2 separate regions of the Homo sapiens genome follow, and region 1 is linked to region 2. The links are chromatin loops, found by intact Hi-C in ENCODE. Cell type or tissue: PC-3. All regions are shown on one strand. Links, peaks and the distances in the headings refer to the core of each region. The heading gives the core; the rest is flanking DNA. Region 1 overlaps CCDC14 (coiled-coil domain containing 14). Region 2 overlaps MYLK (myosin light chain kinase).

What was found. Hi-C counts contacts between places; a loop is a spot of excess contacts. Peaks named below come from ENCODE experiments on the same cell type or tissue, not always from the same donor. Only the 100,000 strongest peaks of a DNase experiment are listed, where the experiment ranks them.
Region 1: it touches region 2 in a loop (18-fold over the local background); 1 of 110 quality-filtered maps calls a loop at or near these places.

The regions. Positions count from the first base shown.
Region 1 is chr3:123,935,676-123,951,136 of GRCh38, reverse strand. CCDC14 (coiled-coil domain containing 14) reads left to right here. Exons shown (of 13, transcript NM_001366335.1): 6 at 2,005-2,241; 7 at 2,352-2,446; 8 at 3,818-4,334; 9 at 6,147-6,288. Among named protein-coding and RNA genes, the nearest start is that of CCDC14, 18 kb to the left of the region's middle. In PC-3, for the core only: a CTCF peak has its summit at 9,781 (motif pointing left); no DNase peak of the experiment used is centred there.
Region 2 is chr3:123,743,379-123,758,839 of GRCh38, reverse strand. MYLK (myosin light chain kinase) reads left to right here. Exons shown (of 34, transcript NM_053025.4): 5 at 6,302-6,509. Among named protein-coding and RNA genes, the nearest start is that of MYLK-AS2, 61 kb to the right of the region's middle. In PC-3, for the core only: no CTCF peak of the experiment used is centred there; DNase peaks (open chromatin) are centred at 7,919 and 8,909; H3K27ac peaks cover 701 bases.

The DNA.
Region 1 (15,461 bases), core at 6,939-11,938, 190 kb before region 2:
GGTCAAGAGAAGTTAATTTGCGCAAGGTTACTCAGCTAATAAGTGTTAAAGCTTGTATTTAGGTCTGGAAAGTACATTTATAGGAGTAGATCATCTGAAAAGGAAGCATACCCCAAGTCAAAAGGGAAGCATCTGATATCTTCAGCCATTTTCGTAGTCAAATATTGTCTTTTTCTTTAAATTTTTTTTCTATTTTCACTGGTTATAGTATTAAATCTGCCTTTAACTTTTTCTGTTTTTGCTTTTACATGGAAGTTTTACACTTTTAGTAATATTTTTATTTTCAATAAACTATATTTGAGGGATTCTCTACTTTTAAATTTTTAATTATTTTGTTTTTTAAAAAATTAAGGAATACTTCTCATAAATAATTTTAAAGTACATAAATCTCAATAAATTTTTGCATACGTATACACCCCTGTAGCCACCACCTAGATCAAGATACAGACAATTTTTAGCACCCTGCGAGGCTCCCTCCCTGTCAGTACCCTCACCATCACCTAGACCCTCATCCCTGTGTAACCATTTTCCTGACATCTGTTTCCATTTGTGACTTTTACCTGTTTGATGACTTCCTATAAATGTGATTGAACACTGTGCGCCCTTGTGTTTGACCACTTTCAGTCAGCCTTAAGTGTATTAAACATCCAGGTAGTTGTATATATCAGTACTTTGTTGGTTTTTTAATGCTGTATAGTATTCCAGCCTGCGAGTATACCACAGTTTATCCATTTCTGCTATTCATGGCTATTTGGTGTTTTCAGCTTTGGGCTACTGCAAATCAAGCTGCTGTGAACATTCTTGCACATGTCTTTCAGTAGACATAAGCACTCATTTCTATTGGTGTATACCTGGGAGTGGAATTGTTATTTCATAGAATATATGTACGTTTAGCTTTGGTAGGTGTGACAAATATCCATATATTTTTCTAAATTTATTTTGTATACTGATAACCTATGATTTACCAGAATATTTTCATTTCTGTTAATAGTGTTTTAAAAAACCTTTGGGAAGGGGACCTAATTAGGGAAATAGTATTCAGATTGTTATACCAATCTATAGGTAGTGCTATGTAGAAAACTTTGTTGTTTTTTACTTATTACTTTGTTAATACCGATTTCTACCTTGTTCATAGACTAATACTAGGTTCTGTAAGAGAAAACAATGAAGTACAGCCCTGCTTAGAGAAACTTGTGGTTTAGTCAGAAAGGCAGGAGGATGAAAGATAAGCAATATAAGGCAGTGTGTCAGTGGCATATGATTTCTATAGACAATATGTGCTCTAGGGTGGTGAAGAGTAGTCACTAGACTGGAATGATTGGATTGGAAAAGGCTTCATGGAAGAAGAAAACTCAGATGAGCCTTGGTGAGTGGGTAGAATTGGATTGGTAGGAATGGTTCATGAACAATGTTATTGGAAGGTGAGAAAAGCTTGTTGGGTAACTAAATTGGCCTGCCTGAAATGAAAAATTGGAGTTGGGAGTGATGGGGCGATAGTTGGAAAAGTAGCTTGTGGTCAAGCTTTGGAAACTTTAAATGCCAGGCCAAGATTTTGTTTGTTTGGTTGGTTTTGTTTTGTTTTGTTTTTGAGGACCCAAAGCATCAGAATTGTACAAACTATTCTCTTTCCTATTGCATTTTCCCTTGAGAACATGAACTGACAAGGAACAAGGTGAAGGAGTTTGACTGGACTTTAGGGATAATATAACTCCCTTAAAAGAAGTGTTAAAATGAAGGAGAGATTTTACAAATGGCAAGTAGCATAAAAAATGGGAATTGTAAAGAATTAGTATAGATGATTTTTGACTGGGGAAACTTAAACACTAATTACTTTCAGAAAGAATTTGAGATGATTTTCTTTAGTAGGGGTGATAGTGGTAAAGCCCTTCTATGAAGTATGTGATGGATTGGACTACTTCTGAGAGCCCTTTCTTCTCTTAAAATCTTACGGTAAAAGTTTTTGAAGAATCATATTTCAAGAACTTTTTTCTTCTTCCACATTAGCATCTTCAGATAATAAGAAACAGATACCTAATGAAGCTTCTGCTAGAAGTGAAAGAGACACATCAGACCTAGAGCAAAACTGGTCATTGCAAGATCATTATAGAATGTATTCACCCATAATATACCAAGCCCTCTGTGAGCACGTGCAGACTCAGATGTCACTGATGAATGACTTGACTTCAAAGAACATCCCTAATGGAATTCCTGCTGTACCATGCCATGCTCCCTCTCATTCTGGTGAGTACGAATGCTGTTTAAAAATCGTGAGTGTAAGTTCTAATTAAATTGCTTGGTTACTGTATAAAAAGTAGGATATGTGATTAATTTTTTCTCCCTCTTACTTACAGAATCTCAGGCAACTCCTCATTCTAGTTATGGCTTATGTACCTCCACCCCAGTCTGGTCACTTCAGCGGCCACCCTGCCCTCCAAAGGTTCATTCTGTGCGTACAGTTCTTATACTACATAAGTAACTATTTGCTTATAGCAGTCATTCAGGAGGGACTGTTGAATTTATTGCTTATAACTTAATGCACTAGGATTTAAAGACCAGTTGTTTATTTTTTTTTGCTATAAAAGTTTTACATGTTTATGGCCGAGCGCCGTGGCTAAACGCCTGTAATCCCGGCACTTTGGGAGGCCGAGGTGGGTGGATCACGAGGTCTGGAGTTCAAGACCAGCCTGGCCAACATGGTGAAACCCCACCTCTACGAAAAATACAGAAATTAGCTGGGCATGGTGGCACATGCCTGTAATCCCAGCTACTCGGGAGGCTGAGGCAGGAGAATTACTTGAACCGGGACCCAGGAGGCAGAGGTAGCAGTGAGTGAGATCGCGCCACTGCACTCCAGCCTGGGCTACAGAGTGAGACTCTATCTCAAAAAAAAAAAAAAAGAAAAGAAAGAAAAGTTTTACCTATTTATTAATGACAATAATGAAGGAGAAAGAGGGGAAGAGATCAGTAGGAGGAAAAAAATCAACCATACTGACCACCCAAGTACAACTGCTGTTGACACACTGATAGAGTTCTTTCCAATCGTTTAATCCTCTGTATAGGTTTTAGTTTCTGGTTTGTATTTGTTAACATTTGCTTTCCTTTTAAAATAAAGTTATAAGTCAACAATACAGTCTTATATACTGCTGCTTTCACTTAATACTTTATTAAAAACATGTTTATTAATATATACCCTTTGAATTTTTAATAACTTGTTAATACTGTATTTTTTGGATATACCATAGTCTGTGTAACTACTATATGGTTAGGAGTAGTAACCATATATTTGAGTTTCTTATAATTAATATTATTATTAATAAGCAAGTTTTTAATATCAGAAACTTACTAATATTTTTAGCTTAAAAGTAAGTTGGATTTTTTTCCTCAGTGCAATAAAGATTCTTGTTTTTTAAAGCTTAATTTACCCTGTAATATGGGAGCATTACAAGGCCATGACTAAAATAGACTGTTTACAAATACCACAGATGGTTTAAAAGCATCAAAAATTAGTCCACTTTGGGAAATTACATCATAAGAAAATAAGTTTAAACATACAAAAAGTTTTTGCACAAACATATTTACAGAAATGTTTCAGCAGTGAAAAACTGGCTGTTACTTAAATGTCTAACTGTATGGGAGTAGTTACACAGACTATAGTATATCCTCAAAATATAGTGGTAACTACTTATTAAATATTCACAAAATGAATATATTAATAAACATGTTTTAATAAATATATTTCATATATTTGAGTTTGTTGTAATTAATACCTACAAATGAGTGCTCATACTTCTGAAGACTTGTTTTTATCTTTCTTTAGGAAGTTCAAACTGATGGCAACAGTCAGTTTGCATCACAAGGTAAAACAGTTTCTGCAACCTGTACTGATGTTCTACGGAATTCATTTAATACCAGTCCTGGAGTTCCATGTAGCCTGCCCAAAACTGACATATCAGCTATTCCAACATTGCAGCAACTGGGCCTTGTTAATGGAATTCTGCCACAACAAGGAATTCATAAGGAAACAGACCTACTAAAATGTATTCAAACATATTTGTCTCTTTTTCGATCTCATGGAAAAGAAACGCATCTGGACAGTCAGACACACCGAAGCCCTACTCAGTCACAACCAGCTTTCTTGGCCACTAATGAAGAAAAATGTGCCAGAGAGCAAATTAGAGAGGCCACAAGTGAAAGAAAGGATTTAAACATACATGTGCGAGATACAAAAACAGTGAAGGATGTACAGAAGGCAAAAAATGTGAACAAGACAGCTGAAAAAGTTAGAATTATAAAATATTTGTTGGGAGAGCTCAAGGCCCTGGTAGCAGAACAAGGTAGATGGGACTTATAACTTTCTGTAGTATGGTGTTATACTAAATAGCAATGTCATGTTATTTAGCTATCATTTAAATGGAGTTTGTGGTATTTTCCATAGAACTGTGTTTTGAGCTAATAAGAAAATGAGTTCTACTTATTGTATTATTTTTTAAGTTTTGATCCCTTCTTTCCTGTGGATTTAAAATGCGTTTGAGAATGTCAAACATTCAGTCTTTTGCTTGCAAGTGTGTATTTATTCTGCTTGATAATAGACCTTGAAAAGAGTCAACCAAAGAGAATTTGGACAGATAAAAATTTTAATTAGAGAATGCCTATAAATGATTAACTCCCTGAGTAGACTGATTATTCTTCCTGTTTTAAAAAGATGCAGAGAATTCTTTCCTGTCACTTCTTTAATAGCCAACTGTTAGATTGTTTAACAAATCTCACTTTGAGAAGTAACGCATACCTTCTTATGCCCTTTTCAGTGTATTTTTAGGACTTTTTTTCTTAAATCAAGGTGTTTCTGAGCCAGATTCTATTCATTTGTTTCCATTCTGTATATGTATTCTATAGTAATGGCTTTTGCTTGAAATGAGTTACAGTTTTGTCATCTTGGAAACACAGTAATTGATTTTGGAAGCATTGATTGAATACCTAACGTTTGCAGACCAAAAAAAAAAAAAATCTTAAAATGCTATATAAATGTAGCACCATTAGACCAAAGATTTAGTATATTAAAATTGCTCTGTTTTCAGACCTTCAACTTATTACCATTTTCACAGTCAGATACATAATCATGGTAATAATAATAATACCATTAGCTGTCATTTATTGAACACTTACCATGTGTCCAGCACAGTGCTAAGTGTTTTATATGCATTATCTCATTTAATCCTCCCAGCAGCCCTATGTGGTACTGTTACCACTCCCATTTTACTGATGAGGAAACTGAGACTCCGTCTCAAAATAAATAAATAAATAAAGATTGGTAGAAGACTGCTTGATCATTGAACACAGTTGTTTACTGTGTACATATACTTTTCATGAGGATGTTAAAATATCTGTGAAACTGAATACATTTTTGTAACTTAGAATACACTTTCAACTTCTAGGTTATCAGATGATTAATAAATAATTTTAAGTACTTTCAGCCCGTAGTAAATATGAATGGGAATGAGGGGACAAAGATAAAAGGCAAAAGAATTAATATCTACCTTCTATGCCTGTGTCTGTTTGCAATCTCCAAAAACATCTACTGTCCACAATTATTAACAAACTTTTGATGTCACATCAAATGAGATGTGGCTGCTTGTGTTCAATCTACTTTAGAAAATTAAGTAATGAAACTATCTTAGCAGACCCTCACTCAATATTTTGCCATATTAACCCCCTAAAGTAAATTGTTTGCTTATGCCAGGATCAAAGGTTGTATTATAAATGTTAATACTATAACCAGTTATAGGAAACCCTATAGCAATCATAGGAGTCCACTGTGGTCCTTTGTAACTATGGACTAAGAGTTTTGTGTAAGCCACATTCCTACTTGACTCTTGAACTGAAAAAAAAAAAATCACTTATGTAATAATCCTGTGATTTAAGATTAATCTTTAGTTTACTGAACTTAATTTCTTTAGAATTCTGAGGAAACAAATACCAGCAGCATGAAAGAGAAAAATGGAACCTGTATAATAAATTTATAAATAATTGAGTTGAATTTATAACAAGAATGTACATATCTATAAAGATTTTCTTTTTTAGTAATACATACTAATAATCTTGTCCAAAAATATAATATTGATTTTACTCATTTCTGTTGCCTTCTATAGAGGATTCAGAAATTCAGAGGTTGATTACAGAAATGGAGGCATGTATATCTGTACTTCCAACAGTAAGTGGAAACACAGATATTCAAGTTGAGATAGCACTGGCCATGCAACCATTAAGAAGTGAGAATGCTCAGTTACGAAGGTAAGAATTGCTCTTTGAATATTTTTGTCTGTATGCAAAGATGTCTCCTGGCCAGAACAAAGGTGCAAATGACATACCTAGGACTTCATAAGTAAAATTTATTTGCTGTCTTACTGTATTTCTACTTTTCTTCCTCATTTTTCAGAGATTTCCAGCATTCTCTAACTCTTCCTTCTGCCCACTTGTATGTATTTTCTCCCACTTATTTTACCCCTGTTGTCACTTGGTAGTGTGTAGGCAGAAAAATGAAGTACCTCTGTATATTTATCAGACTAGTCTAAGTTATGCTGCAGAAACGAACTTCTAAATCTCATTTGCATAGCACAGCAAGTTTCTTTCTCCCTCATGCCAAGACTAACATGGATCATTGGTGGCTCTTTCATCATGTGACTCAGGATCCAGACTGCCTCCATTTTATGAAGCCACTGTCTCAGTATGTGTTGTCTAGGAAAAAGAGAATGTGGATGTGGTAATGGGGGAGTCTTACATGGCTCAACCCAGAAGTGATCGTTTCGCTACCACTTATATTTTATAGGCTGAAACAAGGCACATGGCCCTGCCTAATAGAAAGGTCTGGGACATTATGTTAAAAGCAAACTGTTTTTCTTCTGCTCTCACACCACAGCAATCGACACAGAACACTTATATGACCAAATGTGTAGGGATTTCTCCCCACCAGCAAGCAAACAATCAGTTCTGCAACAGACACCAGTTGGGTGTCCTCCAGTTCAATTCCAACACTATCTACCTGGAAATGGTATCAGATCCCACAGGTTGAGAGCTCAGTTCCACAAGACTGAGCTCTACTTCCAATGCCAATCACAAGCCCCAGGTTATTTTGCCTGTGTTTCTGACTGATTGGCTATAAATCGAAGTTCCCTTGACCTCCTTCTTTGGGCTCAGTTAATTTGCTAGAGCGGCTCACAGAACTCACGGAAACACTTAGTTTACCACTTTATTATAAAGGATATTATAAAGGATACAGATGAAGAGATGCAGAGGGCAAGGTATTGGAGAAAGGGCATGGAGCTTCTATGCCCTCGGTGGGTGCACCACCCTCTAGAAAGCTCCATGTGTTTATCTGGAAGCTCTCCATACCCTGTCCTCTTGGGCCTTTTATGGAGGCTTCATTGGATAGTCATGGTTGAATCATGGTCAGCTGTGAAGAAATGTGATTTGACAAAAAGGGTATGATCTAATAGACAGAGTGGGGAAACCCAAGAAGTTCTGTCTGTTCAAATTCTGTTTGACCTCTCTGGGGAGCATTCCTTTCTCCTCAGTATGAGGCAGGTCTCCTTCAGAAATGGGGTTCTTATGACCTACAAACAGACAAGGTAGGTCAGAGAATTTCCTTATGGCCAGCTGTAAGAAAGGTGGGAGAAGATTAGAGTATATTTTTAGTTCCTATGGCCTACAATGGGGAGGAAAAAGGAGCAGGTGAAAGGATGGCAAGAGAAGGTTAGAGAGAGAGATTCTGTTTTCTGAGGCCTGCTTCTGAGGCCTAAAGTACCTGAATATTAACAAACGACTGTCTTTCACCTTTATCACTGAAGCTGGTCTGAAGCTGCTTCAGGAACCAGGGACAAAAGGCCAAATATTTTAATAAAAGGTATGTTTTTGGTTTTGACTGCTTAACAAATAACAAGGGCTGTGGGTGTTGACAGCCAGGAACTGTGAATGAAAACATATATATATATGTATGTGTATATATACGTATATATATGTGTATGTATGTATATGCAGTAATAAACATACACACACACCACACACATTTATATACAATATGTATATATAAAAATATATAAAATAATGTCACAGATATATACTTACTTCTATACACCCAGGAAGGAAAGGAGAACCTTAGTAAGCACTCGTGTAGCCCCACCACACTTAGACATAGAAAAAAGTAAAATTCTTTGATATTTTTTCTTTTGGTCATCTTAACTTGTTGGAATTACATTCTTAATTTGTTTAGGAAAGATGTAGAACAGGGATCTAATCTTGAAATATAAAAGGAATCACCCACATATTAGCAATAATATCTTAACTTTGAATGTTTCAGTGATGACCATCAAGGCCAACACTTCAGTGTCTATTTATTAATACACTTTGCAAAATATTGGAGTACATATCAGGTGCTTCTGCAGCACTGCAATGCGAATGTGCCCTGAGAGAGTGTTACAGCTGCATAAGTTATAGACATTGTGTAAGATATGACCTGCAAGGATCTACACAAATTTTTAAAGAAACTGGAAAGCAATTAAATAGTTGGAGCATAGCTAAAATATACGTATCTGGAGCCTGTAGAGGCATGATAGCTAGTGAGATGCACTCATTTAGGATTCTTTGTCTAGAGGTCATTATCCTGTAGCTACTACGATATAAGATGGGGTTGCTGGGTTTAAGATCTAATATCATCTTTAGTCTTGACCTAAGGAATTCCTATTACCAGCATAAATTTTTAAAACCAAAAGTGAGTAAATAATAAAATAATGAACAGCAAATACTGCTAACATTTATTGAATGTTTTATATATGCCAGACTATTGTCCTCGATATGTGTCACCTCTTTATATCTTCACAACAGCTTTGTGAAATAGGTGCTATTTACTCGCATTTACAGATGAGGAAATGAAGGCACAAAGAGTTTATGTAACTTGCCCAAGGTTATATATCTAAGAAGTTAAGAGTCAAGACTCGAACCCAGGCAATTTGGTTTTAGAGTACAGTGATCTTAACTTGTAGACTTTTACACTGTCTCGGTTAGGAAGTAGAGATTTAATTATACCTCACTATTTAGGTGTATTTTGTGGAACATAGAATGTATTGTAAGCCATTCAAAGTAAACAAGCATATTATTTAAAGGAATGACAATCAAATAATTGGTTCCTTAAATAAGGATACCAAAACTTAGTCTGAGAATATTGTATTTTAACATTGTCACCATGGAAAATATTAGTGGTTCTTATTTATTTCGGTTCCTTAGAACATTTTTAAATTGCCTTAGGAGCTAATTCATAAGCCACTCAAGAAAATGAAGTTTACTATTTTATGGGCCACCACTTGTTTCTAGTTTTTTTAAAAGGTATTTGTTTGATGTCTGACCTAATTCTTCAACTGGCACCAGAGCTATTTGGCTGGCTGTCTTTACAGGACAAAGATTATATAGCATGCTATTGCCACTGTTGTTTACTTGACCTTCTAAAAGATGAAATAACTAAAAAATGAAGAATTTATTAGATATGTTCTTTTTAGCAGAATGAGGTTTCTGGCAGTAGTGTAGGAAAGTTTGTGCCACTTTGGTAATCTATTTGGAAAGAATTACCCATTATCTCCATTACAAATAAAAATTGGAATACATTGGTTCATTCGAAAGTGTTTCTCATCATTTTCAATTTTTAAAGAAGTATTTTTTTTTTCCTGTTTAGATATTTGGAAACTACATGTTTCTTTTTAACCACATCTTTCAGGACTTTCTTGGAGTTTATTGCCATCTTGTGGCTTAAAAAATAGCTAGATGCATCGTTTCTATGATATTTTGGCATTTTTGGCATTTAGGCTAGACAGTTTTTAATGTGTCTTCTGATATAGTTATTCAGCATTTAGCCTTCCTGGTCCCCAACCACTAAATGTCTGTGGTGCCCCATTAATTTTGACCACCAGAAGGCCTGGCACATTTCCAAATTTCCTGGATGGGAGTTTGGTGGGTATTACCTCCAGTTAAGAGCCATTGAGCTAGAGAGTGCCAAGAATTCATGACCACCTCCTGATATTAAACTCAACTATGAGACCATTATGTAGCCACACAGAACATAAAAATGAAACGGGAGTGAATGGAAGGAGTCAAGGATGATGTTCAGGTTCTGTCTTCATAATTTAACAAATGTTAGCATAATTCTTCCAGATGGGAGCTACTAGAGGAAGAATAGATTTGTTTTATTTCATACTGTTAATGTTTTTTGAGTTAGGCAAGGTAATAGGAGAGCCTGTGAGTTAAGATTTAGACCTGCTGAGTTAGACTGTCTGGAGTACAGGAACAAGATGAAAGATGGAAATGTAGACTCGGGAATTATTCTCTGAACATGTTTTTATTGAGCTTTTTGTATAGATCTGGCACTGTTGTAGACACTGGAGACAATCTGATTGAAAGTAAGTGATCTGTTACCAGCATATAAGTAAGTGGTATATTCACCAAGAAGGTAGAGTGTGTGAATGCAGTGAAAGGTGAATTGCTGGGGAGTAACAACTTTTTAAGGAAAGAACAGAAGATTAAAATTAGGAGAGTGACATCACAAAAGTCACAGGAAGAAAACAATTTATAGGAGAGATTTTGCATAGCATTAAAATAAACAGACAACAAGAACAAAGGTAGGTCCAGAATAAATATCACAAGACAAATTACTCAAAGAACTTCAGAAAAACTTAAAACAGTATTCCATAGTCTCAAGGAAATTAAAGATAGTAGGATCTCTTACAGGGAGAAAGACTGAGATTGAGACAAAGTGCTCAAAGAAGAAAAAGAAAAAGAGAAGAAAAGTGAGTTAAGTGAACTCAGAAAAATAAAGCAAAAAAATTACAAAAATGAAAGAAACAAATGTAAAATCATTAATAAACAGACAAACTCAGGGATATTGTAGTCCACTAGAACTTAAGTATTGTGAAGCCTGAAGTTTTTTGTTTTGTTGTTTTTTGGGCTTTTAGGTTTTTTTCCCTAAGTCTTTCTGTTTTAATTGCTACTAAATTCATAGTTCAGTGTCTCCTACTACCCTTAGCTTCTTCCTCTTCCTAAACCCTTTAAAAAATTTTTATTTTTATTATGGTAAAATATATATAATATTTACCTTTTTATTTTTAACCATTTGTAAGTGTACATTTCAGTGGCAATAAATAAATTCACAATGTTCTGTAGCCATTACCACTATCTGTGCCAAAACTTTTTCATCCCCAACATGAACTCTGTACCCATTAAACAGTAACTTTCTCTTCTTCCTTTTCTTACTTCCTCGTAAGTTCTTGTTTTTTGTTGTTTTTGTCTCTGAATTTGAGAAGGCTGAAATTTTGTCGCTTTATAGTTTGCAACTATATTTCTAGTGCTAGGAATTGTGCCTAACACTCACTCTAACAAATATTTGTTAAATTGACTGAATGCATGGTAGATAAGCTTGAGGGAATCACACAAGGCAAAATAGAAAAAGAATGATCTAAAAATTATTATGAAGAAGATAATACATATGAAAAAGAAAATAGATATAAATTAGTGTTCCTGAAAAAAGAGAACAGAACAAATGGATTAAAGACAATATTAAGATATTTATAAATAAAAGGGAAAATTTTCTGGTTGTACCACTTTATTCTAGCCTGGGAAACAGAGCAAGACCCTATCTCTAAAAAAAAAAAAAAAAAAGATCTGTGTCAGCAGATGAATAGGACATAGAAGATCTCAGAAAAACCATGCAAAACAATCAACACCAACACATATGCTGGTTAAGTTACTACACCCTAAGGATGAAAAAAGTTAATTTTTGGAGGCACTCAAAAGAAATAGAAAATTATGTATGAAGAGAAAAATTTTAGGCTATCTCCAGCCTTTCCACGGTGATTTTCGTTGCCAGGGGATCATAGAATATCATTTACAAAGTTCTGAGGGAAAGAAAGTATGCCCCGAGAATCTCTAATGTGGTCTAGCTGTCCTTTTAGTGCAAAGGCAACAGTCATATTCTCAAGTGTGCAAGAACTTAGGAAGTTTAACACCCTTGAACTCCTTTAAAAAACAAAACAAAAAACTTGAATGGCAAAGTCCAGTCAACCAAAAGGTGAATTCAAACAAAAGAGTAGACAGATGTGAACATTGAATCTATACATAAAACTAAGACAACCGTGGAAATTATGGTTATAGATCAGAATGTGTTAGTAATCTTGACAATATGAATTCCAAACTCTGCATTTTTCATATCCTATTTCCTAAATTTTAGATTACTTAGGAATAATATTTCTTGAAGTAAAGAAATATTTGCCTAATCAGTTTTGGTTTCACTTGTTAATTTCTTTCCATTAAAATCATGTAATCCTAAATTCAATGCATAATATTTTAAAATAGTTTTTGTAATATTATCCCATTATTTTAAAATTCTTCTTAGATATTTGTTTTTTTGTCTCTGCATATGCTGGAGAATGTATGAATGTTATCCAGCAAATAATGATAGTTATTTCTGTTTAACAATGTGCTAGACGTTCTAACAAGTGCAGTAAGGCAAGAAGAAATAAAAGCCAGCCACATTGGAAAGGAAAGAAGTAAAACTGTTTTGTTCACAGATGACATGATAACTCTTGTAGAAGATCCTATGGAATCTACAAAAATGCTGCTAGAGTTAATAAGAAAGCTTAGCAAGGTTGCAGGATACAAGATCAATTGTATTTTTATGTGCCAGCAATGAACAATTTGAAATTAAATTTAAAATCAGTACTAGAGTAGCATCAAAAAAATATGAACAATTTAGGGATAAATTTGAAAAATATGTAAGACCCATACACTGAAAACTACAAAATATTGCTGAGAGAAATTAAAGATCAGTATAAGTGAGAGATAAACCAGATCCATAAATGTAAGACTTAAGATATCACTTCTCCCCAAATTGATGTATAGATTTTATGTAATTAAAGTAAAAACCCAAGCATGCTTTTTAAAAATATTTAATTGAAGCTGATTCTAAAGTTTACATGGAAATTTGAAGACTCTAAAGTACCCAAAACAGTATTGAGAAAGGAAAACCAAGTTGGTACTATTCAATTTCAAAACATAAAGGAATAGTATTCTAAGAGGTGTGGTGTAAAGGTGACAAATAGATCACTGAAACAGAATAGAGTCTAGAAACAAATTCACACATAGAGATAGTGTTTTGCAAAGATATCAGAGAAATTCAGTGGGGAAAGAATACTCTTTTCAATAAATAGTGCTGAAACAATGAGAGAGTCATGTTTTTAAAAAATGAACCTCAACCTTTACCTCATACAGTATACAAAATTGACTTGAAATGAATCACAGATCTTAATGTATAAACTAAAACTACAAAACCTCTGAAAGGAAACGTAAGAGAAAATCTTAGGGATTTTGGATTGGGAAAGATTTTAAAAATACAACACAAAAAATATAAACTAGAAAAAAATGAGTAAAGTGGACTTCATCAAAATTTAAAACTTCAGTTCTTCAAAAAACACTTATTAAAAATGAAGAAGCAACCAACAGACTGAGAGAAAATATTTGTAAAACATGTACCCGATAAAGGACTTGTATTAGAATGTATAAAGAACTTAAGACAGTATAAATTTTTAAATATCAAGTTGAAAAATGGGCAAAATATTTGAACAGACACTTCACCAAATAAGTGGATATCAAATATGAATATCAAATAAGAATATAGAAAGATGCTTATCAGTAATGATTAGGAAAGTGAAAATTAAAACCATGACAAAATACCACTGCATACCCATTAGAATGGCTAAAATTCAAAATTAATAAATGTTGGGATGTGAAGGATTTCACAATTAACTGATGGGAATGTAAAATAATTTGAACACTTTGGAAAAAAAGTTTGGCAGTTTCTTAGAAATTAAACATATATCTAACATATGATCCAGCCAGTCCACTCCTAGATATTTAAGAGAAGCCAAAGCATGTGTCCACACAGAAACTTGTTGATGAGTGTTCATAGGAAACAACCCAAATGTCTATCAATAGGTGAATGGATAAACAAATAGTGCTATATCCATACAGTAGAATACTACTCAACAATAAAAGGGTAAGAACTATTGATACATGCAACAGCATGGATGAATCCCAAAATTACTATGTTGAGTGAAGCCAGGCTAAAAGAGTATATATTCCATAATTCCATTTATATAAAATTCTAGAATATGCAAACTATAAATAAGTGCTTATCTGGGAGGAGAGAGTTATGAAAAGGGCTATGAGGAAACTTTAGGGGTGATGAATATGTTTTTTGAAAAATTTTTAGCTTTGAGGGTACACGTGAAGGTTTGTTACATAGGTAAACACGTGTCACAGGAGGTTTGTTATACATGTTATTACATCACCCAGGTATTAAGCCCAGTACACAATAGTTATCTTTTCTGCTTTTCTCCCTCCTACCACCTTCCCCTCCCTCCTACCATCCAGACCCCAGTGTCTGTTGTTTCCTTCTTTGTGTTAATAAGTTCTTATCATTTAGCTCCCACTTATAAGTGAGAATGTGGTATTTGCTTTTGTTTCTGCGTTAGTTTACTAAGGATGATAGCCTCCAGTTCCCTTCATGTTCTTGCAAAAAAACATGATCTCATTCTTTTTTATGGCTGCTGATGGATATCTTAATTGTGATGGTGGTTTTACTACATCATATGGCAGAAAATAAAATGACACACTTTAAATTTATGTAGTTTATAGTATGTCAGTTTTATCTCAAGCTGTCTAAAAAAAAAAGAATGACTTGAATAAAAGAAATATTTGCCTAAGTAGCAGCAGTTCTTTTCCTTTTTTAAAATCCAGTATATTTAAATTTCGTACATATCTTAAAATAGCATGTGTAACATCAATTTTTAAAATATCCTTTTTTCTGTTTTTATCATGTATCATTTTAAATAGAATATTTTTTTAAAAGCCTAGCCCTGAAAGCAGGGAATGAGAGGAATGAAAGTAGCTACTTGTACAGTTAGGTTGGAGGGAATTTTTTTAAAATATGGGAAGAGTTTTAATATGTTTCTTGGCTTAGGCACATGAACTGGCAAAGAGGGAGAAACTGCAGATACAGAAGATAAAGGGAGTGGGATAGGAGCAGAGTCCTTGATGGTCTAGGAGGAGAATGGGATCCAGGGCACAGATAAGGCTACTCATCAGACTAGATGGAAAAAATGAGGGCTAATACACATATGGATACACCCTGGGACCAAAGGATGACTGTGTTTGTCCCCAAACCACATTATTTTTAGTGAAAAAAGGAAAGTATACAATTGAGAAGAGGAGGGTAGGAATGAGAGGCTTGCAGTGAATTATTAGAAGTTTAGATTGGTTACGTTTGGGAAGAGAAGAATCTGACCAGGGACATACAAAAGGATTATCGAGGAAAGCTTCTGTTGTAAAGGGGAAACCTTTAAAGAAAATCAGAATTTTATTAAAACAAAAAT
Region 2 (15,461 bases), core at 5,461-10,460:
AAAAAAAGAAAGAAAGAAAGAAAGAAAAATCTGTATCTTTGTTTGGCTGCTCCAAAGGGTTTTAGATGCTTATATCATTAAAAGGGAATCAAAAAGTTGCATGTGTTGATAAGGTTGGTCTAGATAAAAGGAAATAGATCTTTTTGATTAAGCGGTCCAGAAGGGCTTGAATTGTAACCCCCAGCTACGGAGCTATAACTTGCCTTGTGTTTTCAGTGACAGAAACAAGTCCTCAGCCTTGCAGATGTCGAGGTGCAGGGATTCCTATGTCTCGGGTCATAGGAAAAGAAAGCATGCCATAGGAAGTGAGAGTGGCTGATCACAGAGAAAGAGACTTTGAGCATCTGTCCCTGGAGACCCACATGGCATTTGCTGAGCCATTGAGAGGAACAATTCTCTGCATTCTGGTTTTATTTACACGGAAGCACTTTTGTCCTCATTGGTTTACAAGTTGGACATGGGGGTGGGGAGCATCCAGCAGTTTAAGCCTCTCACTAATTGCTGTTTTTAGTTGGTATGGTCTCTTCCTGATGGGTTCTGTGGGTTCAGTTAAGGCTTTTGACTGTTGGCAATGGGATTATTCAAAGCCTTAATTAAGTGCCTGCCTGCTTATGGGGCTGAGTGCCAGTTGCTGACACAGACGCAGGCTCTGAAGCTTGGTCATGCCATGCCCCTGGCTCACCCTTCACTCTTCACCCTCATAACATACCCATGAGGTAAGTTTTATAGACATTTTCTGTGGTCTGATTTGTTTGGGGTGTTAATGTTTTCCTTCTTTTTTTTTTTTGTGCAACCACGTCCATTTATTATCTGAGTGAGCTTATACTTGGAGATGGGGCAGAAGAAGATTGATTCTTCTTCAGCTAATCCCTCAGCACCATTGGTTTTATTTCCTACTATTTTTCAGTTTTTAATCACCAGTCCTCTTCTAGTCTTTTATCATAGGAGAAACAACACTTGTAACAGGGTAAGAAGTTCACAGTAATGTGTTACAGGCAGGCAGGCAACAATCATGAATACATAGACAGTGTTGCAGAATGAGGCTTTGTCAGCTTAGGGGAGATGTCCATCTAGAAGAATTCCTTAATGTCCCCTCCTCCAGGCCCAGCCTTTCCCAGCATCCCTTCAGTTACTTAACAATCAAGTAAATACTCAGTGGCAACCCCTCGGGTCTGTTGTTCCCAGCCCTAAAGATTCTTCAGCTCACTGCTCATATCTTCTTGGTGCATCTTCCCAATCCCCAGTGTCCTGCTGGGCAGTCTGTTTTCTCCCTGGCCTCAGCTCAATCCTGCTTTCTCTCCTTCCTGGTCTTCCTCCATCCCTGATGTGGGCAGAGCCTCAGTTCCTTCTTCCTGCTCATGTGACCTATCTGCGGTTGGGCCACCGCAGCTGTGCCCTGCAGCTGTGTGGGTTTGTAGTGTGTGCATTGCGCCAGGCCCTGCCAGACAAAAAAGACATGCGGCAGATCTGCAGAATCAGCACAATCACCCCCTTTCTGCTACTCACCAAGCTTGGAGAAGATGGATATGTTGCTTTGAGTCTTGGAGGACCTATAGGGACAAAGAATTTGCCCCTGCTCTGAGCACAGGCTATGGTAGCCCGTCCTAAGCAACTGAGGATAAGTTGAAAGCCCTTGATATATGTTAGAGAAAAACCAAAATGTTTAGTGCTCTAACAGATGTTTTGCTTTTAGTCATTAAGTAAATCTCAAGGCAGCACCAGGTTCTGGAAACTGCCTCTCAAGTGAGACAGGCAGGTAGAATGCAGTGGCCAAGCGACTGCCTGCCTGCAGCTCAGCTTTCTCCTCAACCTTCAGCAAGCACAGAATGAGCCCTCATTCCTTTTAAAGGCCTTTTGAGGCCATAAAGGTTTTTGAGGACATTTTATGAAGCTGGAGCACAGTTTTACTATTTAAAATTATTATAGGGGTTATGGTGACTATATCTTTATTTTTATGACAAGTTGTTGGTTATACCCTTGATTTATTTGATACCGGGCTTTTGTTCAAGAATACAACCTCCAATTAAATGTGGTTACTGTGTCAAGAATGCGATTCTCTCCTTAGAGTGACCCTCTTTGGTGCCATTTCCAAAACTCATTGTGGTGAAAACTCAGGGCTGTCTATTCATGTTTGTGAGCATTTCTTCTGTGGTTACTTGGTTTTCTCATATGGAGGATTAGAGGGTACTAAGGCTGTGGGTTGGACCCAGAGGAGAATGCAGGGGAAAGGAAAGAATCTTCCCTAAGAAGCTAAGTGGGTCACCATTTAAAACCATAATACTTCAGAGATGGGAGGAACCTTAGATACCAAAAGCAATTTCCTCCTTAATACAAGGAAGGAATTACAACCCAAGAAAGCTAGGACACCAAGCCAGGCCCAGAGTGTGCAGGCCTTGGCTTGCATACTAGCCTCTCTGTACCACACTGACTCTCCTAGGGGTGTCTTAGGTACACACCTGGCAGGCACCAATCCTGTCCTATTACGAAAACAAGGGAATAGCCCAAGACTTGCTTATGGTGTGATTATAACCTTGGTGAACCATTTGACACTTTCCAAAAGTGGGGAGCAGATATTGCTTTAACCTATAAGGGATTTAGGGTCTCTTGGAGATAGACGCTTATGAATACTTTTGGTTCTACAGAACTTACCTCACCAAAAACATGAATTTACGATGAGGCATGGAGACAACCACTCAACCTGGAAACCAAAATTATGGTCTCCAATCTGCCATTTAAGCTGCCATGTGAGATCATGGCAAACCATCTACTTCTCCAGGCCTCTTTTCTAGGCTACATGGGCCCAGTAAAACGACTGGCTTTGTGAGCTGTTGTGGACATTGTTGGTGCCCTACCCGTATACCTTCATTAGGCCCATTCCCAGCTGCTGTGAGTGTTGGTGAGGACTTGCAGGAAGGGGTCTCTGAAGCCCTATCTGAGGTTCTGCTTCTGGGTATCCAAACCAAAGACATCTCCGTCATAGCTGCAAGAGTCAAGTAAGAGTCTATACATGGCAGCCCTCTGAAAACTACAGGACCAAAGAGTTTTTACTGGCTCTTGATGAAGATCCTGACTGTAAAAATCCCAGCTATGACTTCTTGGTGGAAGGCCAGTGATGACAGCAGATAAGGCAACCTGGGAGGGCAGGGCTGTTGTCATGCATCCCAAGGATGTGAACCCAGGCTTATTCCTTCACCACCCAGAGGTCCAGGGTAGTGGCAGACAGTAAAAACGGATTGATTTTCCATATTGGGAGGGCAAGTATTAAAGTTTCAAATCATTCAGACCTTGGAACTGAACAAGGTCACAAAAATTCCTGCCTTTGCTTCAGGTCCAATGTGCTATAAAAGTATCATAGTGAACTGCAACTTTCTTAAGTGATGCCAGTTTCAGCATATTTTCAAATCCCTAAATATTTATTTTAAGAGGGCATTTCAGAGGTAAGCTTGGGGTATGTGTAGAAAGTGAGAGGAAAAGAGAAAGAGACAGAAGGATTGTGTCCCTGAGGTCTGGAACGTTTGCAATGTCCCCAGTTAATCATTGATGCCCCAGAGCCCAGTGAGCCACCAGAGCTGGCCCTGCTGCAGGGGGCCAGTATGCTTGCTAATGGAATGCCAGGACGCCTTTGGCGCAGTTAATGATTTACCTCCTCCTAGTTGCAGTGCTTGGCACTCCCATTCTCTGAAGCTGATAGAAGCCTGGGTAGACCAGCCCTGCCTAATGGAGTGCAGGAGAAGACAATGATGGTTTGCAGATTCACTGTATGAGCAGAGTCCTGAGGGGCCACCTTCTGTAGGAAAGGGTTTCACACGAGAAGAATACTTTAACAGTGTAATTGTTGTCTGATGTTCCCATGCATGAACGTTTCTGCCTTTAGGGCCACAAGATGACATGATTTTATATGGGCGCATGACATCTGTCACCTTTAAACATGCATAACATTTATTTGCATGGCTCTTTTATTTCCGCTACTAGATTTAAATTCCTTGAGGCCCTCAACAAATTAATGAATGTGCTATATACATTCATTATACAGCACACTAATATAAAAGAAATGCATTTTTTAAGTAAAATTCTTTTTTCTGTTTTGCAAAGGCCAGGTGTACTATTGCAGAACTCTCAGAAACTAATAGTTAACTAAAAAGAAAGGAGGAGACTCACAATCCTAACCACCCAGAGACAACAGCTGTTAACACACCATTTTATATTACAGTGGCTGTGAGACCCTGTGCATCCCAATGGATGCGGTCTCCTTCAACACTGTCAGCCTAAGTTCTGGAACACTTGTTTTGGTGAGGCTACAATGGCTTCAGGCATTGTTCACATGGCTTTTGGGGAATCCACTCCAGAGTCTCAGCATTTCCTCCAAAGTACTCAATCTCTGTCATGAGTATAGTTTAGATTTTGATAGGAAAGGGATATATTTTTGTTTCCAGACATTGTAAATAAGATGGACCATATTGATTTGGAGTTTTATTGTTGTTTCTTTTTCACTGAAGCTTGACCACAAATTAGTGGGGACAGAAAGGCAGTCTTGTGAGATTCACAAACTGGCACTGAGGGGTGACTATATGGAATAATCAAAGAGGGATTGTTCACTTTGGGAGTTTTCCCTGTTATTCAAGGCTTCCTTCCTTAGGAAGAAATCTGCATCCTGGTTACAGAGACTCTGGTCTAAGGGTGGGCTAGGGGCTGAGCACCTGGGAAGAAAACTGAGCACAGTCCAAAGACAACGACCGGCGCTTTTTAGCATAGCTCTTTCCTCGCTTAGTATGCTTAGGGAAGAGACTGTATTTGGATGCCCAGGCCTGTGTGCACATGCGCCAATATAGCATCACTCTGTGACCTTGCAGGGGGTGTGAGTAGGATTATTGCTACAGATCAGTGAAGCCTTTCTTTGTAAATGCAATTTGGGGGTCATTCAGTGAATTTTGATTTTGCTTCATCCGTATCCATTCTCTCTTTCCTTGAAGTGAATACATGGATAAAACTATTGCTACCACTGTTTTGTAATGCAAACAACTTTGTTCTCAGGAAGCTCCTATGATGCCTTCTACTTTCCAGTGCTAAAATCCCCAATTCTGGGTCCTTGGCTGTGCATTAGTGAGCCATTCTGAACCCTAATCCTCCAAAGATGAGTTAATTCTGAAGAGCCTACTGAGTTTCAAGTGTTTGAAGGCCCTTGGGGGACTTCCTTTCTTTAAAACTCAAAGTGAATTCTTTTCTTTGAATTTATCTCTGCATTTTCCCCTCTTTTGAGAGATGTCTTCTCTCTGACTGGGTTGCTATGAAACTCAGATGATTGCACCACTGTACTCCAGCCTGGGCAACAGAGCAAGACTCCATCTCAAAAAAAAAAAAAAAAAGGAAACTCAGATGAGCCAAGTACTTAGAGAAGTGCTGAACCCTTAGCACTCAGCAAATGTCAGCTGCTAACTACAGTTAGAGAAAGGCAAGTGGTCTAGAGCAGCACTACCCCATAGGACTGTCACAAGGCCTGGATGTAATTGTAACTTTTCTAGTAGCCACATTAAAAAGTAGAAACAACTGAAATTAATCTGAATACATTTAATTCAACATATCAAAAATACTACTTTTCAACATCTAATCCATATTTTTAATTATTGAGATATTTTGCCCTTTTTTGTATTGTCTTCGAAACCCAGTGTGTAATGCACACTTACAGTGCAACTCAGTCTCACTGGCCACATTTTGAGTGCTCCATCGCTACCTGTGGCCAGTGGCTACCGTGCTGGGCAGTGCAGGTCCTGAACCTTGCTACTCAAGGTGAGTTCCAGGGACCAGCAGCATCAGTAGCATCTGTGAGCTTGTCCCAACTGCAGAATCTCAGGCCCCAGCCCGGACCTGTAGAAGCAGGATATGCATTTTAACAGGATCACCAAGTGATTTATTAGCATGTTGGAGTGAGAAGCACTGGTCTAGAATCCCCGTACTCAGTCCTGGCCCCCTGGGATTCTAATCTAATTGGTCTAAGGTGGGACCTGGGCACTAGTGTTTTTTTAAAGCTCCCCTGGATGATTCTAAAATGCAGCCGGGCTTGAGAGTCATTTGCATAGTGGATTCTGGACCCAGGATGCCTGACTTTGCCACCTTCTACCTTTGAGACCTTGGGAAATTGCCAAAACTCTCTGTACCTTGATTTCCTTATCTGTAAAATGAGGATGAAATGGGGGCGTTATGAGGATTAAATGAGTTAACACATGTAAAGCACTCCAAACAATACCTGACACAGAGAGAGTACTCATGAAATACAGGCTCTTACCCTTTCTTCTTTTTCTTGAAGGTCCGGGGTTACCCAGAGCCCCAGGTGACATGGCACAGAAACGGGCAACCCATCACCAGCGGGGGCCGCTTCCTGCTGGATTGCGGCATCCGGGGGACTTTCAGCCTTGTGATTCATGCTGTCCATGAGGAGGACAGGGGAAAGTATACCTGTGAAGCCACCAATGGCAGTGGTGCTCGCCAGGTGACAGTGGAGTTGACAGTAGAAGGTGAGTCCCAGGAGGCCCGAGTCCAGGAGGGAGCTGAGCTCTCAGTTACCCCAAGGCCTGCAGCTCCTGCCTTAGCCCTCTCTTGAAGGATGGAGGAACTGACAAGAGAAAACACACCCCATCCTTGAACCCCGGACCTTCCAATCTAATGGGAGAGATGTGGTCCCTGCGAACAAGGGAGGCATCCAGGAGATGATGTTTGTCAAACTAGGTATCACCTGTCTCCTGCTTGAGCCCTCCCATGGCTTCCCCTCACACTGCAGCTGAAATCAGACTCCTTAGGATGGTCTTACAGAGCCCCACCCAATCTGGCCCCTCCCTAGCTCTCAGACCCATCTTCTGCCACTCTGCACCTGTTCAGCCCACCGTGGTCACACCCACCTCTGGCCCTTCTTTGAGCAAGGCTACAGGGCCTTCACCCTTGCTGTTCCTTCTGTAAAAGAAGAGCCCTTCCCTCAGCCTCTCACCTGACGCTCCTTTCACATCCTTCAAGTCTGTTCTCAGATGTCTGCTCCTTAGAGGCCCTTTCCCAACCATCCCAGCCCTATGACTCTCCATCTTCTCACCCCACTCGAGGTTTTTCTTTTAGGACGTATTACCATCTCACATTGCAGTGTCTTCTCCATCCCCCACCACTAAATGGAAGATTTAGGAGGAGATGGACTTTCTCTGCTCATTGCCTTATCTCCAACATCTAGAAAGCTTCCTGGCACATGGTAGATACTGAAATATTTGAGGAATGAATGAACAATGTTTTTATCCTCATTAACATCATCTTTAGCGTCATTATGAAATAATACATGCTCATTATTAAAAATTATGTAACTCAGAAAAATATGTAGGAAGTAAACACATCAATGTGTTAACATATTAGTTAAAAGTAATTGCAAAAACCACATGACTTTTGCACCAACCTAATATTTTTGTCTTTTTCCCCACTCTGTACTTTAAAAAATTCTGTTAACTTTAAAACTTCTAGGAGAAAAATTGGACCATAAGTAAAATATTTTTTGCTACTAGTGTGTCCTTCTGCCATGCTGAAGCCACTCCACTGGAAAGAGTATCTCTAGTTCAGGTCCCTGGCTGACACTTAAAGCCTTGATATCAGGAAGGACATGGGGTCTGTCAGCCCCTCAGAAGTAACACAAGGTTCCCTTGACCCTTCCCGGTCTTTCTAAGACTGGAAGTTTATAAACCAAGGCTCAGACTCACTTCTCCTCTTTCAGAAGACTGTCCTCCCAATCTGGTTTTCAGGGGACACTAGATGGAGAATTAAGGTAGTCAGGGAAGGTTCCAGAAGGGGGCGAGGTGCACCTGGGCCAATGGCCGCCCTTTGCCCTGTTTTCCCTGTCTCCCCACACCACAGAAGGGCCAACAGGCTGTTTCACAGAGTGGAGCATGCATAGTTTGGATGCTTTCCTTAAATTCTTTAACTGAGTGACTCACTTACTCTAATGACCTTTGAGTGCTTTTGGCTGGGGCATTCCAGATGGAAAGTGGCCCCTGCTCAGAACCTCAGGATGGACCTCAGCTCTGCCATCCTGGTGCTGTGCTTTCCCCTACATGAACCCCCTTTCAATGCCTGAACTTTGTGTTGATGCCTACAAATAAAAATTACCCTGTTCCCTCTTCTGAGTTCTGTTTAGAGCTGGGGAAATTGAGAAAGCACTGAGTTATGAGTTTGTGCCAATGAGATGTGTGACTCTAAACCTCTGCACCTGTCTTTCTGCAGGATAAAGGGTTTGACTTTGGTGGTCTCTACAACCTGGACTAGCCCTTGTTTTCTATGATCCACATTAAGGGAAGACTGGAGTCTGTTAGGAATACAGGGGAGGCATATAAAACCTAGATAATATGAAAACGTTTTCTTCAATCCCTACTGTTCAGGAAGTGAGATCTGATGTCATGACCAAGCAGGAAAATTTTTAGTAGCTCATGGTACTCAGGGCAGGGGAAAGGAAATCAGGCTGAGGGCTGTAGAGGAAGGAGAGCAGGCTAAGGCTCTCAACCCCACCCCTCCCCTTTGGTTTTCATTTGGGGAGACTCAGGCCCTCAAATTAAAATTAAAATACAGTTAATTAAAATAAAATTAAGACATAAAATGTAAGATACTTTCTGTCTTCTAACTCTAGGAGATAGAGAACAGCCTAAAGGATGCAGCTCTTTAAATGTGTGTGAGTCCTATGCACATTCTGCTTCTGCAGCAAGACCGATTTTAAGCTAATGTGTGGTTTGGGGCCACCCCACAGACCTAGGCCTGAAAGAGTCCACTCTGGGCCCTTCTGCCATGGATGAGTTGCTGGCTGTGCCAGGCTAGCCCAACCCTTTACAAAGGAAACCTAGCAGCCCAACTGCCTTCCCTCCAGCTCTCTGTGCTATGCTTCTTACTTGGAGTGAGCAGAGGTCCAGGAATTCAGAGTGTAATTCATATGTGGAGTTTTGTAATCCTTTAGTGGTCAAGTTTAGGAGGCAGTGTTGTGCAATGGAAAGAAAGTCAAATGGTCTTGGATTGAATTTTAGCTCTACTAATTTCTAACTATGGAGAAATTAACCTTCCTAAGCCTTACTTCCTTTTCTGTGACTTGGAGTTCATGGCTGCCCCACAGTGTGGTACAAGGATAAGCACAGCTAGTAGGAAGTAGCACCCAGAAAGTGGTAGCTTCATCATTGTTTGAACTGGCATTAGCATCCTTAGAGCTACTTAAAAAGGGAAATCTGCAAGAGAGAAAGATTCCTCATCTGACGTTTAATGTAGTGATCAGGCCCAAGAAACATTCAGAATCCCCCAAGAGAACCAGTGCCTTAATGAGGGCCATGCAGTTATTCAGGGCCTTACATGATGGAAATCAGCCTTGGTCTGAGCCCCTGGAAGGCTATCTGAAGACAGCTCTGACACTTGCCCACCTCCAGAGGTCAGGTCATGAGGCTTGGTGCAGAGCAAGGAAGAGACGTGGTACCTGCCCTCTGAGAACTTCCTCTCCCGTGGAGGACCACAGACCTGTCCTGTAGAGATTTAATGTGAGCCACATATATAATCTTTTTTTTTTTTTTTGAGGCTAGGTCTTGCTCTGTTGCTCAGACGAGAGTGCAGTGGTGTAATCACAGCTCACTGCAGCCTCGACCTCCTGGGCTCAAGCGATCCTCCTACCTCAGCCTCCCAAGTAGCTGGGACTATAGGCCTGCACCACTACACTGAGCTAATTTATGTATTTGTATGTATGTATGTATGTATGTATGTATGTATGTATGTATGTATTTTTCTGAGACAGGGTCTTGCCGTGTCACCCAGGCTGGAGTGCTGTGACATGATCTTGGCTCACTGCAACCTCTGCCTCCTGGGTTCAAACAATTCTTCTGCCTCAGCCTCCCAAGTAGCTGGGATTACAGGCGTGTGCCATCACGCCCGGCTAATTTTTGTACTTTTAGTAGAGATGGGGCCTCACCATGTTGGCCAAGCTGGTCTTGAACTCCTGACCTTGTGATCCGCCTACCTCAGCCTCCCAGAATGCTGGGGTTACAGGTGTGAGCCACCGTGCCCGGCCTTATGTATTTATTTTTTTAAAGATGGGGTTTCACCGTATTGCCCAGGCTTGTGTAATCTTAAGTTTACCAGTAGCCACATTTTAAGATATCAGGTAAAATTCATTTTAATAAAATACTTATTTAACCTATTATATCCAAAATATTACCATTTCAATGTATAAGCGATATAAAAATTATTAATGAGATATTTTACATTCTTCAACATCTGGGATGTATTTTACACTTACAGCACACCTCACTTCAGACCAGCTATAATGCTGAGTGCTCAATAGCCACAAGTGGCTAACAGCTACTCTTTTGAACAGTGCAGTTCTAGAAGCTGCCACCTGAATAGGAATAAACAAGGTTTACACAGAACAAAAAGAGAAAGCCACATGGATGAACAGGTGTTGATATGGTTTGGATGTTTGTTCCTTCCAAGTCTCATGTTGAAACGTGATTTCCAAGGTTGGAGGTAGGGCCTGGTGGGAGGTGATTAGATCATGGGGATGGATCCCTCATGAATGGCTTAATACCATCCCCTTGGTGATGTGTGAATTCTTGCTCAGTTAGTTCACATGAGATCTGGTTGTTTAAAAGAGTCTGGGACCTCTCCCTTCTCTCTCTTTCTCCCTCTCGTCATCTGACATTTCTGCTCCTGCTTCACCTTCCTCCATGATTGTAAGCTTCCCGAGGCCCTCACCAAGAGCAGATACTGGTGCCATGCTTCTTGTACAGCCTGCAGAACCACAAGCCAAATAAACCTCTTTTCCATGTAAATTACCAAGCCTCAGGTATTTATAACAATGCGAGAACAGACTAACAGGTGGTGAGTAGTCCTGGGTCATCACACATCCACACAGTGAGCATCGGACATGAGGTGGAGTGAGTGCCCAAACGGTGGGTGTGCCCCAGCCCCAGTGGTCTCAGTCTGAGAAGGCCTTTGACTTTTCAAGGACCAGAGAGTCACTTCAGGTAATAAAGGGTTAACTTTAAGGACATAAGCTCAGGAGCCCAGGGAAAGCCAAACTGGCAGCCCCCAGAGGAGATCCAGACCTCAGATGGATCACCCACCTTACAGGATTGGTTAGTGCAAATGCATGTGCACAGAAATCACCTGGCGAATCTGGTTGAAATGCAGATGCTGATTCCATAGGTCTGGAGCAGAGCCTGGGAGTCTGCATTTCCAGCCGCCAGTTGATGCCATGCTGCTGGTCCACAGACCACTCTTGGAGTAGCAAGGAGGGATTTAATTACATGTGTGATATATTCCACCTAGTACAGTGATTCTCAAACTTGAGCATGCATCAGAATCACCCGGAGGGCTGCTGAAAACACTGACTGGGCTGGAGCCGTCTGCCTGGCTCTCCCCTCCCAGATGGTCCAAGCACACCTCCTCCCTACCCCCAGCCACCCCTCAGTGCCGCAGCTCCTGCTATCCACACCCGCATGAAACTACTGCAGTGCAGACCGAGGCTCTGACTATGTGAGAGAGAGAGGGCCAGCCAGCAGGTCACCTAGACTGTGACAGCAGAAGGGAGAATGACCCCCTGTCACAAGATTTAAGGGAGAAGAGTAGCCCTGGTGACCACTAAGGCAGCTCTGGTGGTGCCACTGACACCAGGATTCTCGGGCCACCTTGAATTCGTAGGAAATGCTCCTGTGCCATCTTTTGTTGCCACTGCCGTTTTTCAGGGGCAGATCTCTTAGACTCCTTTTATCTTCATGTTGGGTTGGATTGATGACATTATACATTTTTAGGCCGTGTCTATTTATACTGGCTGAGTTTTAAATTACTGTGTTCCTCCTGGATGTTTGTCATGGTTCTTCTTTTGGTTCTTTTTGCTCTTATTTCTTTTGGACTGTCTTCCTTTATCTAACTTTTCTACCCATCTGAAGGACCTATAATTATATTTCCCATTTATGTTCTTTATAAATGCTTTTCAACCTCTAAAACTCCCCAATGACTTCATTTTCTAGGGGTATATACCCTATTTTTTAAAATCTAGGCAGAATCTTAAAATGCTCTGAGTTTTTGTCCTTTTCTGTCTCATTAAAGTTAACAATACAAATGTGATAGAAAGGGAAATTATTCTTTTTGCCCCACCAGACTCTTTGCTGTAAAATAGTTGTGTGTTCAAGACTGCCTTTGCAGAAGCAGCCTTACTCATTTAGTATACAAAAGAGTTAGCTGGAAAGTTACTTGGTCCCATTCTGTTCTTGAAGGATGACTTCCAAATTTCCTTTAGCTGGAATCTCTTCCCTCCTTTATCTTCACCATCCACTTTGCCTTTGCCTCTTTTTCCCTCCAAAATACACACAGGTTGCCCTTGCTGGCCTAACTTAGATTTTTGCTACTGATGCTCCCTCCTTTTTCCATCTCGTATTCCTCCACCTCCTTCTCCCATCTCCACCCCTGGCCTTTGGTAGATTTAGGCTTTTCCCAGTTGCTGTTAGTTCTAGCCTCTTCTTCATTCCTCAGATTTTATTGAACTTTGTGCTAGGATATAAAGAACAATAAAGCTCAAACTCCTAGCCTCAAGCAATCCTCCTGCCTCAGCCTCCTGAGAAGCTGTGGCTACAGGCATGTACCACCATGCCTGGCTTCACAATTCTTTATACTTGAACTTATTTGTCTTTAAATTGTAAATAAAGCCGGGCATGGTGGCTCACACCTGTAATCCCAGCACTTTGGGAGGCCAAAGTGGGCAGATCACTTGAGGTTAGGACTTCAAGACCAGCCTGACAACATGGTGAAACCCGTCTCTACTAAAAACATAAAAATTAGCCATATGTGGTGGTGGGTGCCTATAATCCCAGCTACTCAGGAGGCTGAGGCAGGAGAATCACTTGAGTCTGACATGAGGAGGTTGCAGTGAGCCAAGATTGCACCACTGCACTCCACCCTGGGCGACAGAGTGAGACTCCATCTCAAAAATACGTAAAAAATAAAAATAAATAAATAAATTATAAATAAGTATTTTAAATGTTTTTCTTCTCCACTAGAACTGTAAGCTCCATGAAGGCAAGACATGTCTCTTTTTATCAGTTACTGAATCCCCAGTGTAAGGAACCTAGCACAGGGCCTGAGCCATGATAGGTCTGGCCTGTAGAAAGAGCTCAGTAAATATTTGTTGACTGCCTCTGTAGCTGCCTTTGGTACTTCATCCCCTGTACTAAGAAAGGGATTCCGTTCCTAGTATATATAAGCACTGGTCAGAGCTTCAACAAGTAGACTAACATGTACAACAAAATCTAGAATAATATCTGAGCCTTAAAAGAAAGAGTGCTTCAAAGAGGAGAATTTTGGCAAAAATGTTATTCACATTGAGCAATTTCAGTGACCTTTAGTTTTGACTTTTTTCATTCCTTTTTTCTTCAATACCAAGTTTAATATTCAACCAGAAATTCTGGTTCTAGGCACTTCTCCAGAGGTTTTCTTAAGCCACTGGCCCTAAACAGAGACAGTACCACCCTCTAGGGGGCACTTAGGAGATTCATGGGGGCCCTTTTGGTTTCCCAGTGATTGGGAGTGTTGCTGGATTTAGGGGGCAAGCACTAGGGGTACAGGATGGGCTTCACAGCAAGAATCTTTTCCCAGTTCCTCACAGTCCTACCAGAACAGACACCACAAATATATAAATCGGTGGTTCCTTAGTCTTCAATAATACAAAAAAAAAGAGCCCAGTAATTGAAGAAATGGTCATCATTTAGAGGGAAGATTAAAAGGAATGAAGCTATCCTCCAAAATTTTTGAAAAATTTACTCTGCACAAATTTTCTACTAAATGAAATATAACATTTCTATCTATATATAATTACCTCATATAATTGTATATATAGATAGTGCTGTTACTACACTATTGCTCTGAAAATGTGGATCAGAGGAGACTTAAAACTCTTAATATTAGAAGCAAATAGTATTAAGTTAATGGAGATGCATAAAATGTAGGCATCTTATTGAGTTTTATTGCCATCTCACATTTTTTAAAACTTTGGGGAACAGTAATAAATCTATATTGTAAAAAAATTATGTATTTCCATTATTTTTTGGAGATGACTGCTGTTTTCATCCTAGCACATGTCTTCTCTATAGTCTCTTGTTATTATCACTGTTCCTTTGTCAAAACCATTCACTGAATGTGTATTTCAAGGTAAGGTGAGATTTTACCTTGAAGTCCTGTGATAAATTTTACTGTGATAATTTTCTTACTACTCAACCCCGTATCATAAAACGGAGAATTGTTTTAACACCACATTAATACATTAATCATCTTTCTAAAAATGTTCTCTACTTCAGTGGTCTGTAACTTGTCTTGCTATGTTATCTTCTTTTAAAGTTATTTTCTTCTTTCTTTTTTATATAATACATCTTTTTATTTGAATATTCTAGTGTCCACTGTAGACCTGTGCTCTTTCACTTTGCTGTGCTACTTGTACAGCATGATTTTTCATCATTCACTTTTAAATCTAAACATGCATTAGGAGTTAATGCAAGAATCTGCCATTTCATTGTCATCTAATGTGCCTGAGCACTTATGTAAATTGAAATGGTCATGCTTGAACAGTTGCATATTGAAATCCATATTTTTATAATTCACTTTCGCTCTATATCACCGTAATGCTTTAGTTAAGGCTTTACATTTATTTTCTTTTTGAAATTATCACATACGTGTATGTGTGATTAGAAGGGAATTTTGATCAGGGTCGCATGGGGATATCAGTTAATACGTGTTATAAAAAGCGGATATTTGTTCTGATAGAGTGGAGAACCACTATTTTAAGTAATCCTCAAAAAACACTTTGAAGTTGGCTACAAGTAGGGTGACTGCTCCCCACTTTTCCTGGAACAGTCCTAGCTTTCTCCTGCTATCCTGGCATGATTATTAATTGCATCTCTCTCAGTGTTGAGAGTCTCTGTTTGGATGATAAATTATATCACCGCACATTTTTAGAAGCATTTCGGCTCCTTTCAATTTTGATCACATTATTCACTTTTTGAGCAGTATGTTCTGACCCGATTCAGTCTTTCTGTATCACCTGACAAACAGAGCTAGGTCTACCTTATCCCTTCCACCACTGAACTTTCCAATCCTAAGACCTGCCAGCATTCTCTTTTACTTGTCTTTGAAAAATCTAAGATCAAATACCGTCAGTGTCTTGGCCTCTCCTTTTTCTCAGCAACTTGCTTCTGTCCTCACCAGTTCTCTTAACTCATTCTTCTATTTTTTGCATTTCTACTTTAATCCCCTTTCCACTTATTTTTCTACATAACCTTACTGTTCTGCCAGATTTTCATACTTTTACAAAATTAATTTTGCCTTATCTAACAATTTGCAACTTCAAATTTTTCCTATAAATAGACCCTGTTAGTAATTTTAGCCTAAATTCTTTTTGTCTTGATGTGAACTCTCTGTTAACTCATATTAAA